2 separate regions of the Homo sapiens genome follow, and region 1 is linked to region 2. The links are chromatin contacts, found by Hi-C in ENCODE. All regions are on one chromosome and are shown on one strand. Each heading gives the region's core, a stretch centred on a gene start or an enhancer-like site at or near the end of the contact. The rest is flanking DNA. Distances are from core to core; before and after follow the strand shown.

What was found. Hi-C counts contacts between places; a loop is a spot of excess contacts on that map. Pooled maps may share reads with other maps.
Region 1: a loop to region 2 is called in a map of gastrocnemius medialis, with 4 times the contacts of the local background. The contact joins the promoter of ARRDC4 here to the promoter of LINC02254 in region 2. A Hi-C loop is called at or near these places in 2 of 168 maps with a recorded cell type or tissue (Right ventricle myocardium inferior and gastrocnemius medialis) and 2 of 50 pooled maps.

Annotation. Positions count from the first base shown.
Region 1 is chr15:97,958,418-97,962,198 of GRCh38, forward strand. It overlaps ARRDC4 (arrestin domain containing 4), which reads left to right and starts at 2,286. Exons shown (of 8, transcript NM_183376.3): 1 at 2,286-2,751. The coding sequence starts at 2,445.
Region 2 is chr15:97,520,529-97,524,381 of GRCh38, forward strand. It overlaps LINC02254 (long intergenic non-protein coding RNA 2254), which reads right to left and starts at 1,283. Exons shown (of 5, transcript NR_120324.1): 1 at 1,053-1,283.

The DNA of each region.
Region 1 (3,781 bases), core at 1,036-3,535, 440 kb after region 2:
GTTTGCTTGCAGACCCTCCCTTGCTTTATGTGTTGAACTCTGTGGTGTAAGGAAGACAAGGAGACACTTAGAGCTGTGGTAATCCCTACTACGATGAAGGGAGCAGAGTATGTCAAAGAGAAAGATAAAAGGATTCTGATGAATCAATCTGAAGGGCCCATACTCTACTACTGACCTTTTCGTCTAGTAAACAAGAAATATTTTTAAAGGCAGAATGTGTGTTGGTCACACAGTCTGTTGTTACCTGTAGCCAAAACTATTGTTTGTTGTTGTTGTTTTGAGATGGAGTCTCGCTCTCTTACCCAGGCTGGAGTGCAGTGGCACAATCTCGGCTCACTGAAAACCTCCGCCTCCCGGGTTCAAGAGATTCTCCTGCCTCAGCCTCCCGAGTAGTTGCGACTACAGGTGCGAGCCACCACACCCAGCTAATTTTTGTATTTTTAGTAGAAACGGGGTTTCACCATGTTGGCCAGGATGGTCTCGATCTCTTGACCTTGTGATCTGCCCGCCTCGGCCTCCCGAAATGCTGGTATTACAGGTGTGAGCCACCATGCCTGGCTGGCCAAAACTGTTCTTAACTGAAATGAAAACAGAGAGTCTGGTCTTTCCCAGTACAGAATGCAAAACCTGCCATTTTGTCCTTTCATTACCGTTAGGACCATTGTCCTTTTCTCCCTCTCCCAGCCACTTAATTTGGAGGGAACCATTGCCTGGAGACAGTGAAAGTTTAGTAGAGTAAGAGGCAGAACACTATTCATGTATTGCAGAGCCAATACTACTACACGGTTAGGATACATCATTCAATCACTCAACATTTATTGAGCACTTACTGTATGCTAAGATCTGTGTTAGGCCCTAGAGGTCAAAAAACGAATGAGAACAAGTTCTGTGTTTCAAATGAGTGGGATGGATAATACATAGATAAACACGTAAGGTCACGTTGTGTTATATAAAAAAAAAAGTAGGCAGAGTAAGATCATGTAGGGAGCTATTCTAGACGAAATGGTCAGAGAATAGCAACTATTTCTGAACTTTACACAGAGCCTAATTTGTGACTTTTCCACTTTCTCTGAGAGGTAATAAGGAAATTTTGAACTTATAAAACTTTACTAAATCTCCACATTAATAATCTAAACTCAACGAGGGTAGTAGAGCAACCTTTACTTTGAGGTTTTTTTTTTAGGAAAATTGCTAAATTTCATTGTGAGATTAATCAATACATAACAGCTCACAAACGTGGCATGTCGATAAGGGGACAACTTAAAAGTTAAGAAAATGATGACCAGCTAATGACAGCTATGCAAGATGGTAAAAAACAGAACAGAGAAAAAATGGAAGGTTGAAAAGGAAAATGTAGCAGGACAAGCCGGAGGAAACTTGGGCGTGAGGAACAAGTCATCAAGGCAATTGGAAATTTCTGTGGATATGACAATGATGTCAGGAAACTTTCGGGTGGGGCAGAAACTTGAGTGACAGATGTTGTTCAAAAACAATGTGATTCATGATCTTATTTACAGCAGGAAGAATCAGAGTTCCAGCTATTCCTAACAGCGACACTGCGGAGCTTAGGAGGAGAACTCCTTAGGGGATGTATCAGGTTTAAAACCACAACCCTCATTTTTCTTATCTATGGCTCTTACATGGGCTGGGAATTCTGAAACCTGGGAGAGGCGGTGATCAAAAACCTGGAGGTTAGAAGATTCCAAGTCATTCATTAAAGTCCCGATGCGGCCGGCCCCCAAGATCTCAAAAGGAAATATTGCCGAGTTCCGTTTCCCAGAGCATCTATTTCCCCTCGAGTATTGCAGATGTAATCATAAACACAAGCCAGTTACAGCCACAACTTCATGCTTTAGCGAGAACCCAGTGGCTCCTGCAAAGTCCTTACGCTGCTAGAAACCCCGCCCCCGTTCGTAACTATGGGAACGGCTGACACGCTGAGAGCCGGAGATAACCCTGTTCCGCCCCCTCCCTGACAGATACTGTTTCCCACTGTCTGTCCACATGGGCGCACCGCCTCACTATTGGCCAGGGCTCCAGGACTGTGCCTGGCCTCAGCCAGTAAACGGCCTGTGCACGTGCACGCCGGAGCCTCCCGATTGGCCAACACTCCCTGATCACGCACGGCCTTCCTGCGCCCACCCACGCGTGGGAGCGCCAATGAAATGACTCAGTGACCATCTACAACAAATCAGCAAGAAGCAGGGCTCGCAGCTGACCAATGGCCGCCCGCCGGGGGTGGGCTGTCCCGGCCCTTTTCCAGGCCCAACTGGGTTTGTTAAAGCGACAGGCCTCTCGGCGAGCCGGTGCCCCATCGGGTACCGCACGGCTGCCGCGGCGGCCTTACCCTGCCGCGAGCGCCTGTGACAGCGGCGCCGCTGTGCTCGCGACCCCGGCTCCGGGCCTCTGCCGACCTCAGGGGCAGGAAAGAGTCGCCCGGCGGGATGGGCGGGGAGGCTGGGTGCGCGGCGGCCGTGGGTGCCGAGGGCCGCGTGAAGAGCCTGGGTCTGGTGTTCGAGGACGAGCGCAAGGGCTGCTATTCCAGCGGCGAGACAGTGGCCGGGCACGTGCTGCTGGAGGCGTCCGAGCCGGTGGCCCTGCGCGCGCTGCGCCTGGAGGCCCAGGGGCGCGCCACCGCCGCCTGGGGCCCGAGCACCTGCCCCCGCGCCTCGGCCAGCACCGCGGCCCTGGCTGTCTTCTCGGAGGTGGAGTACCTGAACGTGCGCCTCAGCCTGCGGGAGCCCCCGGCCGGTAAGCGCAGGCGAGCGCCTGGGGTTCCCCCGCCAGGCTGCGGGGCCGGGGAGGGGCTGGGAGGCCGCGCACCCTCGGGATGCCCACCTGGCAGGTGAGATCAGGGCGGGCTTCCGGGGGTGGGGTCCGGCCTACCCTCGCGGGTAAGGAGAGACCGCAAGTCCTGGGTGCGCAGCTCTTCCTGGCGCCCCGCCCCTGGCCCGCCGGGCCTGACCGGGACCAGTGGCTCGGGATTTTCTAGGACCGCGACGGGAGGGGGCCATTGGGTGCGGTGGGAACCTGTGATTGGACAATGGGGGATCCAGAAATCTAGGTCCTGTTCCTTCTGGTCCAAGAAAGGGACGGTGGAACCGGCGGCTATGAGGTTCCATTCTGCGGTGCCCGTGTCCTATGGCCTCCACTCCTCCCTATCCTGCATACGTTCTTGGTTCATGATGAATTAGCAGAAATTTGGTTTGGGGAATAGGGAAGTAGTTTCTGAGGGGTAGGAGTTCAAAGGAAGTGTTTTCCAGACTTGATCATCATGCTTGGTTTCCCTCTTCTGGGGAGCAGGGCAACTTAGTAAGAGTTGTACCTCTACCTGATACTGCTGCTGTTTCCTCCGCATCCTCTTCCTCCCCATCCTCCTCCTCCCCTCCTACCCGCTTCTTCCCCTCTCCCCCACTTCTCTCCACTCAAAATGCCTTTAGAGACAAGAGCATCAGGGCGTGTCGGGATTTCCCTTCCTGCTCACTTTGGTGAAGTCCAGTTCACAGTGTAGACTTTTCCAGAAGTACCCATGTGGGGACACACTACATGAGCGTTTCATTAATATTAGATACCAAAATTGGATCCCTTTAGTCACGAAAATACTAAGAACCATGAGTCTTACTCATTTCATGGATGGAAACTAGTTTAAACTTTTACGTTTTTGCCATGAGCTTTTATCTATCAAATAAAACAATGGTATGCACCTCCTCTCCTTGAAGAGTAAACGCATTATATCTATGTGCTATGTCTTATACAAAATATAATAGAATATGTGGTTTTG
Region 2 (3,853 bases), core at 33-2,532:
GAGATCATAATTTAAGCAAAAAGCCTCCGAGGAATGAAATGCCACGTCTTTCCATTTGCAAGCATTCCCACCAGGCTCTCTTTTGGAGAACTTCCCTTCCCTTCACCTCCCCCATTTTACTATAACATTGCGTCAGATATTTAGAAATGTTTTGTTTTAATACCAAGTGACTTTCTTTTTTTTCTATATCTGTTTTCTAACCAATCTGATACTTCAAGGCAACAAATAAGAAACGGCTTTGTTATTGAATTGGGAACAAAAGGTACAGTGGAGAAGCATATTAAAATGTTCAGAAAATCCTAAACTGAAATCTGTTTACTAAAGCCACCAGCTGTCACTTCCTCTCCTGGCTGTCGTGCACTACCTATCTGGAACTGTCGCCTTGCACTCATTGCCCTGACCCTACTGTATATCCGCTCTGATGTTTTCTTAGAAAAACAAGTTTACCCCCTTCCCTCTCAATTACATCTAAATGTACTCTAAATGTGCTGTCATTCTCAATTGCATTCAATGTTCTTTTCAATTTTAAAATGGATGTTTATAAGAAGTAGCATGACAATCTATTTAAGAATAAAAGTCAAAGAATTAAACTAAATGACCACAATAGGAATCATCAATGTGGAACTGAGAATGTTGACTTGAGTACCTAGAGTTCAATCATAAATTAAAAATCGTTAAAATGTGGTGTTTGGGGTTACAAACTCTGTTTCAAATTACAAGTAGCTGTGCCTGGCATGTTAGGATTGTTTTCTGATCTTAATGAATGCTAAAGTTGAGATTTTTCAGAAGGATAAAAAGTCTTTTTAGGAAACCATTACGGATCCTCGTATTTCAGTGACCCCATCCACCCACTCCCCGCTTTGCTTCAATGTTGGCAACATCTGACACCCTTTTCGGCATGTTCAGGAGAGAAGCCAAGGATTAAACCGGCCATGAAAACTCTTTTCCTTCTCAACTCACCGCTGGGAAGCGAGTGTATTCTGTAAATTCCTGTATCTGGCCAGGAGGGCTTAGGGGATAGGGTGGGCCGCTCAGAGCTGAGACGTACTCACACTGTGGATAGATAGACGTCCGTCTCCAAAACCGCCAACTTTGCTTCTTCCACTACCGCTTGGCTCCCTGTAGTCAATCTGCATGTGATTCCTATTAAAATCCTGTTTCCTTAAAGCAACAAGGGTTTCAGCCTAGAGAATAAGATATCTGACCTCTGGAGCCCATGAGCTATCACTGCTACATATATTCACTGAATCAACTATCAGCACGCAGGCCCTATCAGCAAAGGAGAGAAATGTGCAAACTTCTTGCAGCATTAATCAAACCTGAAACGTTATTTTTAAGGTGTCACGAAATCCACGTTGACTGACTGGTCCTTTTAATCTTAATTTTGAACAGTTGCTACTCCAATTAAATTCTACCACCTAGCATTTTCAAACAGCTCCTGGTTGTTTCCACAAACTCCGTTAATGGACAGCTGTTTCTGACAGCTCCCTGATTTGCCAGTGCTGTGTTGGCTGCCGGCACAGGAGGCCCGTTCTGTATTCTGCTGCTGGCACCGGGGGATATGCAAATGAACACATGAATCAGTTGTCACCACCACAGACACTGTGCAGGGAGACGATCAGAATGTGTGGGGAGCTTAGTTGGCTGCAAGTGAGGGGAAAAGAAGGGGGGTAGGAAAGCTTCGGTTTCTTGAAGTGAGTTTTCTTTTCTTTTTCTTTTTTGAAGTGTCTCCAGTTTATTTTCACTTTGTGGCATTCATTAGATTTCAGTTCAGGAAAGTGCAATCTGTTCCTCGCCAATCACCAACAGAAACCCTGAAAGTTTGGGAATGATAGAAACATTTCAGGTAAACACCATTAGAACTTTGGTAGCACAAGCAGAATATTATAGGCACTTCCGTTTTTCAAATATTTCCCCATCCGAAGCGGGTGAGGGAACGATGGGGACAAAACAAAACTTTTGTTCCCCGTACGGATGTGCTCGAGAACACTTGGCTTGGGTTCCAAAGCCTGGTCATAAGTGCTCTGAATTATTTCCAGCAAGTAATGCCGAACTGCTCCACCCGCCAAGCTGAATGCTCATACACATGGTGTGAATGCGTTACATGAAGAACAGAGTGAGTGAGCCCCAGCCCCGGGGGCTTCCGTCCCGTCCCTCAGACCTAGCCGACATACGAAACAATGGAGAAACGTTGTTGCTCTTGTGTTATTTAGGATTCAGTCAGGGAAGTAGTTCCACTAAGAGTGACACAGACTGTGGGGATTATGATGGGCTGCATCTTATGTAATTGTGGGATGTGGTGAGGCTCCAGTCACTGTAGGTCAGCAGGACCTGTGGCTGGGAAGAAAAGCTGGACAGAAAGTGGTGACCGCAAGGACAAGTTGAAATCCGTGAGGACATACTGGAACCCGTAGAGACAAATGGGAACCTGTGAGCACAAATTGGTACTGTTTCTGTCTCTCACTGCCTGCAAGTTTGATGGCATGGGTGATCTGAAGAAGGAGTGACACCTTAGGCCACATTTCTGAACAGGACTTGGCCTAAGACTTGAAGAGACAGGAGGAGCTGGAGGAGAGGGGGTCCAAGTGGCTGCCCTTCCCAGCAAGAAGAGCCAGTGGGTCAGTGACAATATGCCCCAGCTCTGGTGAGGCTGGGAGCCCTACTCCAACTCTCTGAACCTTAGGACGACTGTTTTACTTCACCTGCCCAGTCATTTACAAATTCCTCTGCAGGCAACCTTCATTCAAACCATAACAGGAAGGCAATTCTGGAAATCATATTTCCAGCTCTGCTAGGTTGACCCTTAAAAATCACCACAGCTGTATACCCAGTTCCACTTTGCCTTGAGAATCCAACATGACATTGTCTACTGTGGGTTCCATACATCAGTGGTAGTACCAATCACATTACCTGGAACATGGACAAAGAAGACAGGGAGAGCTAGAGTTAGGCATGGAGTCAAGTGATGGAATTACAAGATGGCCTGGAGTGAAATATGGTTAAAAATGTACCACTGTTCAGGGATCAAGGAGCAAATCAGTATCACATATTGGTTTTATTGAAATACTGTTAGAAGTCCTACAAGATGGGGAAAGCTAACCAGGGCCAGGTTTAGCACAGGTACAAAGAATGAGAAAGATAAAATATGATCTCGATTACACCTGGCTAACACATATTATCTGGGACTTTATGTGTCTTCTATCTAAAGAGAAATGAATACAGACTTCATTTCTAAGTTGGTTTCACATTGGTATGTCTAAGCTGATTTAAAATTGCAAATGTTTGAGAATACCTTTGTATAAGGGATACCTCAGACATGATTTAACAAGAGAGCAACAGCCAGAAGAAATCCTATGCTGTCATCAGAGTTAATTCAAAACATTTGTGGGTCTTATGTTGCTACTCATTATCAGGAGAATGATTATAATTTCCCTTAAATCTAAAATAGGTTTAGAGTTCATAGCAGTTAATTTTCACTTATGTTTTGGATCAAGACACCCAAATTTAATATTATTTAATCATAAAATTAACCAAAGGGTGATTGATCCTAATGGCTTTCTGGAAACACACACAGACACACACACACATACACACCCACACCACACAAACTACACAAATACACACACTAATATACATAAATATATATACACAGAGAAACTATAAGTGCAATTCCTGTTCACCAGAGCCAGCCTCACCCTCTGCTTCCAGCCCAATAGGCTTGTTGCTCCCGAAGCGTTCTTATTTATAGATATCTCTCTATACCTACACACACAAATATACGCATAAATGTATAGAACCATATATACACATAGATACTTGTGTGTATATATTTTTTCTTTATAGCAGAGAATTT